Regions from separate parts of the Homo sapiens genome. Here region 2 is linked to region 1. Evidence: chromatin loops called from intact Hi-C (ENCODE). Cell type or tissue: IMR-90. All regions are shown on one strand. Links, peaks and the distances in the headings refer to the core of each region. The heading gives the core; the rest is flanking DNA. Region 1 overlaps CNTLN (centlein). Region 2 overlaps BNC2 (basonuclin zinc finger protein 2).

Region 1 (5,401 bases), core at 144-5,143:
GAATCAACTAGTTATCTTAATATCTACTTAACTCATTGCATTGAAGATACTGTCAGGCTTTATTTACTGCCTGTATCTTTTATTTTAAATACAATTCTAAGTTTATTTTACTTCTCAGCAGAAAACACCTTCAGTGCAGCACACTAGAAGTATGCGTATTAAGGGGTAGGATGATTGTTTTTAGGCAGGAATAATGACACAGAAGCAAAAAATTACAAACAAAAGATTGACAGAGAAAAAAAGGCAATATGAAAATGTTAAGGTAAATACAAAATTAGAAAAGCACAGTCTGGGACCATTTAGAGGAGCGATAAGTAGACGTTTATATCACAGTAGTCCCTAAAGCCATCACTATATTATAGTATAGTGATAATATAATACATATTAGTATATCATATATAATTTATAGTGATAATATTTATGATATGATATCACTATATTAACATATCACTATTAGCTTAGCATAATCATGGGTGTCCGTATTTCTAACTGAATGAACAATCATCAGAGAAAGAATTGAAAATTAATGATTGAAGCAAACGCTTCAATTATTTGATAAATTGACTAGTGTGACTAGTGTGGAACATGTTATTCAGGCAGTGCTGGAAATAAGACACAATACATCACTGTAAACGTGCAAAATATGGTAGAAATTTTGATTACATTACACACACATTTGATCAAAACATAACATTCAAAAGAGTTACCATGTTGAGGTAGCTTTGGGTTTTTAAGAAAAATTAATGTTTCATGTAAAAATTAAAATTATTTCAAATGTTTTATTTGTATGTTATACCCATGAGATATTTAAAGTCAGTCTGATGAATTACATTTACCTTGGGTAATTAATAGTTTAATCTTTTCAAATTCAAATTATTTTTAGCATGAGTCAAACATCCAAACCTAGGAATAGTTCTAATAGAAAAAATTTATTGTAGTTTAGAAATATTAGCTAAATAACTACTCCAAATATTTTAAAAGCTATTATATTTTATTATATTTATATTCATTTAATACCTTTAAAACTTAACAAATGGATTAATGTGAGTATGTCAACACTATCTTGAGTGTGGAAAAACTAAATACCAAAAAGACTAAGTGATGTCTTAGATTACACATTTAGTTGGAACTAGAGTCAAAATTGAAAGGTGTTCTAACACTCTAGTTACCACCTCTGGTTCCTAGGCTCTACTGACAACAAATACCACAGAACAAACATGTTTTGCTTTGAAAAACTAATAATTATTTACAAATAATGTAATAAGTAGCATTATTAATAACTTCAAGTAAAGAAGGATTGAGTATTCATGAGGTTTTCTATCAGTTACCATTATTCTCTAACAAACTATCCCGAAACATCGTGGCTTAAAACAACAGTTTATTATTTCTTAAGATTTTGTGGGTTGACTGGGAAGTTCTTTTGCTGGTCTCTTCTGGGCTACCTCATATCCCTGGATTTTTTCAAACCAAAGATTTCCCTAGTTGGAAGATACAAAATAGCCTCACTCATAGATCGGACAATTGGTCTACTACCTGTCAGCTGGAGTACCTTGGTACACTTCCACATGATACATCAACTGTATTCCTAGCAAGGTGATCCTGGAGCAGCATTCCAAGAAGGGAAAGAGAGAAGCCACAAAGCTTTAAGGCCTGGGAACTGAAATTTACACAATTCATTTCTGCTGCATTCTTTTCGACAAAGCAAGTCACAAGCCAGACTACGTTCAGTGGGTTAGGAAATGGATTCCCCTGCTTGATGAGCAGCAAAGCATTTGTGACCATATTTCGTCTAAGATGTTAGTAAATCCAGTATTTGTTTTAAGTGATCTTCTTAAATCATTAAAATTCTTAATTATTCACATATTTACATTATACCAGGACAACTCATATTTCCTGTAAATGTATTTTGGATACATACTCTTTGCAATTCTTAAATGATTGTGTTCCTCTATAGTTTGGCATGTTATATAAAAGTTTTAGTATTATTATTTCTATTACAGCATATAAAATAAAGCATTTAAAATATTAAAATATTCATTTTAATTATTGTTTACCATAATTATTGTAGAGGTATTCTTCTTTAGAATGGCACTTATTTTTATGCTGCCTTAGACCAAGGTTGTAAGGTATATTTAAATTTATTTCTATTTTTAATCTAGAATGCTACTAATGAACTCACTAAACAGTCATCAAATGTGAAGACTTTGAAATTTGAACTCCTAGCAAAAGAAGAACACATAAAGGAAATGCATGAAAAGTATGGTTTTTGTATTTCTATCCATTGTATTTGGTGCCACCTAGTGGCAACCAGCTCTATTAAACGTGCTCCAAGAAACTGCTAATGTTTACGTTTTCCTTCCCTAGTTCATATTTAAACCTACCTAAGATGAAAGTTTAAGGAATACTATGTATAGCATGATTAATGGCAAGCTATTTACTTTTTTAAATTAGATAATGATGAAGTTAAATTTCCGTTATTAAACATATTTAATTTTGAATAAATACAAATTAATGGCTTCGAGACAATGAATGAAAAACTTTACAACGTGGTGGTTATTTGGCCCCCCAAATATATGATTAGTATTTGTATTGGATTTAATGCCTAAGCTTATAAAGCTAAGGTAAAAAAAGGAAAGTTTTGTTTGTGTTTAAAATAACTGGAGGTTATGGAAGTTTGTACTCTTGTGTTTATCAGTACAAAGATTTTAAATGCTCTATCCCACTGAATCAAAATTATTTTCTTTCTGTATCTTTCAAAGCTACACTATTGCTTAGAAATAGTAAGATGTTTAGATAGAATTCCAGTTGTCACTGATACATTTGAGATATATGTATCTCACAAACACACCTGTAGACCTCATTATAAGTGAAGAGCACTTAAAAGTGATATGAATAGATAAAAGCATTAGACAAAAAGCTTGGTTAATTTTTTAACTGATAATATTTTGAAGTTTATTTATCAATTAAGAGTAAGTCTTGCTTATTGTTTAACAGGGCTCTAGATTAACACTCTTTGAATCCTGGCTTCCCTACCTACTAGGCCTATGCCTAAATTTAATAATATTAAATTAGGTTCTTACGAGGAATAAATGAGTTAATACATGTAAAGCACTTATAACAGTGACTGGAACATTGTAAGCCTTCGATACATGTTAGCTATTGTCATTCTTGTTTTAGTAGTAGCAGCAGCAGCAGCAGCAGTAGCAGTGGTTCTCACAGCATCTACCATTTTATACTTAATAGTTCATCAACTTATGCTAAACAGCTGTGTGGATTGAATCTCAAATTATATTAAATTAGAAGATATTATGGCTAATTTAGTTTCATTACAAGAGTTTGCATTTGTTTATTGAAGTATAAGATTTTTTTCTTATCATTTTTATGCTTTTGATTATCTTCATATATCACTTTGATTTTTCACAGCAATGTAAAAATGTAATTTAAATGAAATAGTTCTAAGTTTTCATAAGTGTTATTAATTTTTCTCATTTCTTATATATTTTGTTTTAATACATATATGTAATTATATAATTACCAAGTCACAACTATAGATTTTACAAGTGTTCAAAATATTAAAAGAACAATATCTTATGCAGTGCAATTCATTTTACTGATTTACAGTGTCAATATCACGTAGCATTTAAAAAGTAACAGTAGGTATAATATTGGATAAAATGTAAGATATCACCACTGTTAAGGTATTTTCTGTCACTCTTGATGTCACCTTTTTTTTTTTCAAGGATATCTCGAATGGAGAGGGATATAACTATGAAAAGACATTTGATAGAGGACTTGAAATTTCGACAGAAAGTAAATTTGGAAAGTAACAAGAGTTTTAGTGAAATGTTACAAAATCTTGATAAAAAGGTATCAATTTTTATCTTTACTGACACTAAAAATATCACTTCCTGTTGTAATTACTCTCTTACCACAAACATTTAATCCTAATAAATGTATAGAAAATATTGATAGGATATGTATTTACTGTTACAAAGTAACACTCTTTGCTCTGAAAGTACATTATTTATTTTAAAATTCAATTCTCTAAAACCTCATACATAATATGGCCACACATTCTGTTTCTATTTATAAATATCCCATGAGAAGATTAAAAATCCTCAATATTTCTAGGATACATAATTACATTTTATTCAGTATTTTATTTAAAACTGTAATTTATGATAGAATCAAGCTTATATTTCTTAGTGAAAACTTGATTACCTATAACTATCAGAAGTTCTTTAAAAATGTACTTTCTTCTTGGATACCCTTAATGAATTTTACATGGGAATGGAGTTGTACATGCAAAGGGAGTTGTAGTTAAAGTAGTTACGTAATATATGACCCAAAGTAGAAGGGTTTTTTTTGTTTTTTTTTTTTTGAAGGTGCTTTTTTCACAACTCATAAAGCACCCTGTGCTTTGGCATTCACTAAATGTTATCCACACCTGAGAGAACATCTCCTTTACTTTCCTTGTTGAAAATGAAAATTTAAGTATCTCTTAGGTCAAATTGATTTAAGAAAGAAACTTTTACATGAGCATGACAAATCCATATGGATTTTCTTTCTCTTCTCTTCCACACATCTGTGCAAGTTAAAATCACTTCCTATAGGCTTTTTCAATGTTATCCTTTCAATTTTGCTATTTTTTAACTTCAATAATAATTTCATACATAGCCTTGGAATCTTTATATAAATAACATATATCTTTAGTGGCATTAAACTGAAAAACTATTTTTTCTGTTATGCTTTGAGTTACATACACATATTATAATCTTATAAATAAGCTATATATATATATAAAATATCCTATTGTTTTATTTCATCCAAAAAAAGGTATGTAATAGTTATTTTAGAGAATACAATGGAAAGTTACCTTTAACTTGGCTTGTTTCAGAGTCAAAACAATCATCTCCTGCCTTAGGAAGTTTAGATTAGTAATTAATGGATATGTAGTGAACATTAATATTGTGTTATTGGGTGCAAGAATAAACATACCAGTATTCATTTAGTTTGTGTGCAATTTTAGTTTTTGTTACTGATTTAAGGATTGTTACTTTCATTCATAATATGAGTTCTGTAAGTATAATACTTGAATTTGATAGCGTTATGAGAAAATAAATGGAAGTAGACTCATTCACTCATTTAGTTTCTGTTGGAACAAACACAGTATATTACTAGAATGCCTTCAACAATAATAATTACCTTTATGCTTTTAATGTAGGTAAAGACATTAACTGAAGAATGTTCCAACAAGAAGGTATCAATTGATTCACTAAAGCAAAGACTTAACGTTGCTGTAAAAGAAAAGTCACAGTATGAACAGATGTATCAGAAATCTAAAGAGGAGTTAGAAAAAAAGGTATGCTTTTAAAAAGGGCATTTTAGATTACAGATGGAA
Region 2 (5,401 bases), core at 203-5,202, 930 kb before region 1:
TGCTGACTTCAAGTGGTCTGCCTACTTCGGCCTCCCAAAGTGCATGAGCCACCGCACCTGGCCAAAAAAGTGAAGTGTTTTTTGTTTTTTGTTTTTTTTTTTAAAAAAGCCTTTCTAAGGTTGACTATGCACAGGCATGAACTACTGAAGCGGCATTACTGTTCACCCTGCCCTTTACGAAATTCCTCTCTTTGCAGATTTTCTCCCTGAATATAGCTTCATCTTCAAGTTTTATTATACCTGCAAAATTTAGTTAACAACAACTTCACCTTATTAACATCTTCTGGAACAAAAGTTCCAGAAATCACTGTACATTTCTCTACTCCACATTTCACCCCCTTCATGAGAATTGCTAAGCACTATGAAAGCCAATTGGGGTTCCCTGGATTTTCTCTCTCATAAAAAAACTGACAAGGCTTTTCTCTGTCTAGGAGAGAGGGCGATGATCAAGATCCACTTTTATGGAAAACATGATATTATGCTGAGAAATCTGTCAAGAGCGGGAAAAGCACTTCATAGAGGGAGAATGTAAACCATAATGCTGAGAGAAATATCTGCATTAACTTTTTGCATTTGTTCACAAAAGTTTATGAAATGCCTACTGTGTGAAAGATTGCACCACAAACCATGGTATATGTTGTAAGCTGTGTGGGCAGAACTTCTGGTGTCTGAGAATCTGACAAGAAGAGAAATGAGTTCACTAACGGCAGACTGTTGCTCTGACGCACGGCCAGCCAGCAAGCCGAGGCATGAGGAGATGCAGGGGAAGAGCATGAGCTGGACAGGTGTCATGCACAAGCAGCTCTGCAGCAGGGCTCACGGTGCCTGATAATTATGGATATTGTCAGATCTGCCAAGAGACATATTTAGCAATGAGCCGGGAGGGGGCAGGAGGAGGTAGGCATATTACGAAACTTGCCACCCACCTCCCATTGGCACTATCAGTTTCCAAGGCTCTATTAAAGATAAACAAGGATGCCTAGCCTCCCCTGAGATCAAGAGGAGATGGTGATTATGAAAATAATAACAGTTTTAAAAATTACTTAAATGTTCTAAGGGAGCCTTTATTTCTGGCAGTGTTAAACACTTGCAAGGAAGAAGGTAGAAAACAAAAACAAACTAGAAGACCACAGTAGCCTCAGTCTGAAAGGCCACTCCAGGGCTACTTAAACCAAACACTCTCTGTGAGTTCAGTGGTTAGGCTTTTCCCTCCTCTGGGTGGCATTCCAAAGGCTTCTCCTTCACATGTGCAAAAACAAGAAAGCGGCGACAAGATGCTACAGCAGATTTCTGTTTGAGACGATGTTTCTGAGGGAATAAGAAAAAAAAAAACAAAAAACCAAGCGAGAGAGGGAGAAGTTTTTCTTTCATTTAATTTTTTTTTTAAACAAAAACCTAGAGACACTGGTCTGTGAAGCCAAGTTTGTTAACGTGCAAGTATAATTTACTTTTATGTAAACATAACTTCACAGAGTTATCAGTAGGTTCCATTTTCAGTAAAAACAAACAAACAAAAAAAAAGAAGCTGCAAAATAATTATAAAACATATGGTGCAAACTCCGGCTGTGTTTATTTTATGACAGTTAACATTATTTACAGTGTGATCTGGTCAGAATTAATACTCAAAGGGTTATACACAGAATATGTCAAATTTTTCTTCTTAATCATGCACACCATTAGTTTTGTCAACCCATCTAAATGAATTTATCTAGAGATCTCCTGTATTCCCCCAAAGAAATCAATTATATTTTTTAACATATTATTTTATTCAAAATGCTTGACTAACACCACCGATAAGCTGCCAATAGTAATATAGGAAGGAGCTCACCCTCTTCTTAAATGGGGAAGTTTGACAAAATGCACTTAAAATTCTGCCATTTGTTGCATGAGATTCTTTAACTCCACACTGTTCATTTCGTTATCTCAGTTGCTAACGCATATTAAATTTTTAAAGATTTAAGTTCTTTTTTTTTTGGTAACAACACAGCTACTACTTTCTGTTAACACATAAATTATCAATATATCCTGTTGAGTAAAACTATTTAAGTAGCTTATCCTTGATACTGGAGTGGCATTAGGAAGCACTGACTATAGGATCTGCTTATTATTCAAGTGGGAGATATACAACAGCCAAGAGACATACAGAAAAAAAAAAATAAGAATAATTTTGCAATGAAAATCTTTATTTTTGTAATCTTTGTAATGAAAATATTTATTTTCCCTGTCCTTTTATTAAAAGACTCTGGTATTTTGCTCTCATTCAAGGCCTTATATTAATATAAATACCAAAATTTATGGGACCAGGTGGTGTTTAGTAATGTGAGCTGAAACAGAAAATGGCTGCTTTTCCTCCCTGGGCACGCAGACACAAGACATCCTCTCCTACAATAGACACTGACCACAACCTATCTTCCTATTCACCAGAAATGGTTTTGTGCAGTAGTGTGCTAGGGCTGGCTCATGCCAGCCTATGAGAGCTGATTGCTAAACATTCGGAAATTTTGGGAGTTGGTGGTTCAAACAGACGACATTAAAAATTAAATTTTAGAAACATGCAATGAAAAAAATTAAAAACAATGATAATAGGTACTCAAAATTCATCACTTCTAATTATTTGACATTTTACTATTATCTATGTTCTTATAATTATTTGACTACATTTTACTATTATCTGTGCTCTGAAGATTACTTGCTTCTACTTACGTCTGGTATGGTGGAAATACCATATAATAATGTGTGACTAAGCATCTCTTCCCAACTCCATGTTCAGTGACTCATGTTGACAGGCTGAAATCAGCCATCATGGGATATTTTCACCAGAGAAATCAGCAAACACTTGCAAATCAGGGTTGGCTGGTTGCTTGGTTTGTTTTCATTTAGAAAGCTATTGTAATGCTACCAACACAACGCTAGCAATGTCTAAATAATAAATTACTGTCTAGTTTCAAAACTTAAGACTTTATTTGTAAATATACACTCATTTAAACTTTATAATCCCATCTGTACCCTTGTGGGAAAAAGAAGAGAAAGAGATAATTTTGCTATGACAGAAAAATTAACTATAAATTTTATTTGGATCACTTATTTTTATGAAGTCTTGTAAAACATAACATGGAGCATGATTTCTGGATATGAAAAACATTAGATATGACAAATGAAATATATGGTTTGTGTCTTGGACAGGAAACACCCTGCATGCCTCTGGAAACAAACACAAAGATTAAGTATCAGGCACACAGGTTTTTAATGCCTAGATTATTCTGTTTTTATAATAAATTAGTAAATGAGATTCTAGCCATTACAAATCTGTGTGTTGTTGAAAACTGTCATTTGATCTATGATAAAAATACAAATAAGGAATAAAGCATAAAAGAGAAATAATTCTGAATCAAAGCCAATAAAAATAAGACAGCTTATAGATATTAAAATGTAAGAAAAATTTAGGGATAAGTTACTTTTGGTTAAACATGTGGCAGTATCTGTTAAGATGAAAATGAGGATGAATCAAATATTCATATTTTTAAAACTAAACCTAGGTAGGAAGAAAAATCTGCCTATTTGTATTTCATGGTACATCCACAAACTCATTACTTCAATCTGTCGTTTATAAACTTAAAACAAACATTACATTTTTCAACATTACTGCTATTTGTAAATCACATATAAAAAGGAAGCACAATGTAACTAAATAGCAAATGCCAACAAGGAGATAATTAGGCAGGAAAAATATTTCTGAGTTAAAATGTATGTTTTTATAGGTCTTCCTATAGCAGCAGGCAAAATTTTATAGAAGTGAATTTTATTAGAGAGAAACATAATCTAAAAATCAACTTTTAAGACAATCATTCTTAGTAGTAATACAGCAGATTTCAATGTAACTACAAAAAACGTCTGACTTCTAAAATTCGTTTTTAAAAACATCCACGTCTACCTAACACTGGTAGACTTTGTGACCATCAGCTAAACCAATAATGGTGTAAGTGCTTTTTAAAATAGTCCTATCCTGAATGAATTACTACTGTTATGATTTAAAGAGAAATATTACTCAATGCAAAGAGCTCTAGATGTGATATTAGAAGATGCAATTTTGAGGATTACTAGTTTTGGCACTGTTAAGCTTTCTTACCATTATCAATTATGGTTTTCTTCCTCGATCTAACATTGTGGAAGTCTCCCTGTTTTAGTTTTACAGTAAATAAGACTGCCCGTGAAGGAGAGAATCACACAATAGTAATGCAGGAATGGACATCTAACTGTGCAACCTAATTCTGATTTGTACCATGGTTGCAAAACCACATCATAAAAAATCATGAGAAAATCATTTCTAAAAATCTGTGTCTCTCTTCCTCCTTCATTACCCTTTCCCTTAATCCGTCTCTCTAAACTGACATAATATAAAATTGAAATACATTGTCATTTATCATACTTAATAGTTTATGTACCCTGATCTTAATTTAAATTATAAATTGCATGTTTGTCTTCTGGAAACAAATAATGCACTAAGTTGCTTTCTCCCCAAGTATCTCTCTTTATCGTCTTTTGTAGGTAGGTATACTCTTTAACAAAAAAATGATTCTCCACCCATCTATAAGAAGTACAGAGAAACCATGAACAAACTAGTTTTCTATTTACTCAGCAGGAAGATGGCTTTTGTATATTTTCATAAATAACCTAGATATGATTTCTTTAAAAAACATTCACAGTTTGGAGGAGTTTAACCTAGATGACAAAGTAAATGGCAGAAAAAATCAAAACTTTTATACTTTGGCTCTGAAACGTAACTAAATAGCAAACCATTCAAAAATCCTAATCTTTTGGTTAAACATGTAGCAGTATCTGTTAAGATGAAAATGTGGATGAATCAAATATTCATATTCTTAAAATTAAATCTAGGTGGAAAGAAAAATCTGCCTATTTTTTTCTGTAGATCTGTAGATAATAAAATGATTTCCAAATTTTTAACTTTTGTCACAATTGACATTTCTACATATAAAAATAATCTTCATCACCTATAAAACTAAGTTTCCAAAAATCCTAGGTAGCTGCTCAGTTCAGAGAAATGAAACTAGGAAATCCAAACTTTTGGGTTTATTGTTTATGGCAACGTTGCCCATATGTTTTTAAAAGATGGGAGAAAACACTTGGTGTCATTTACACATCTTTGCAAGGCTGATGGTAAAGAAAGCACTGGCGTAATTTTTAAGCAACAGTTTCAAAAAAGGAATTTCATAGATTCCATCTCTTTCATATTAATACTTCTGGACAGAGGAATAGAAATTGTTTAGGAAGTTGCATGAATGTCCTATGTTCACTATAAACATAGTTAGGTCTACAACCTTACCAGTTTCCTAGATTCCCATATACCCAATCTTGAAGCCTGGAATCAACCTATGAGCACCTT

What was found. A loop is a pair of places that touch in the nucleus more often than their neighbours do. Peaks named below come from ENCODE experiments on the same cell type or tissue, not always from the same donor. Only the 100,000 strongest peaks of a DNase experiment are listed, where the experiment ranks them.
Region 2: it touches region 1 in a loop (6-fold over the local background); 1 of 110 quality-filtered maps calls a loop at or near these places.

What each region holds. Positions count from the first base shown.
Region 1 is chr9:17,460,757-17,466,157 of GRCh38, forward strand. CNTLN (centlein) reads left to right here. Exons shown (of 26, transcript NM_017738.4): 20 at 2,160-2,257; 21 at 3,741-3,867; 22 at 5,225-5,362. Among named protein-coding and RNA genes, the nearest start is that of SH3GL2, 120 kb to the right of the region's middle. In IMR-90, for the core only: a CTCF peak has its summit at 2,296 (motif pointing left); a DNase peak (open chromatin) is centred at 2,275.
Region 2 is chr9:16,530,078-16,535,478 of GRCh38, forward strand. The region is part of intron 5 of BNC2 (basonuclin zinc finger protein 2); the gene reads right to left. Among named protein-coding and RNA genes, the nearest start is that of BNC2-AS1, 190 kb to the right of the region's middle. In IMR-90, for the core only: no CTCF peak of the experiment used is centred there; DNase peaks (open chromatin) are centred at 714 and 2,784; H3K27ac peaks cover 242 bases.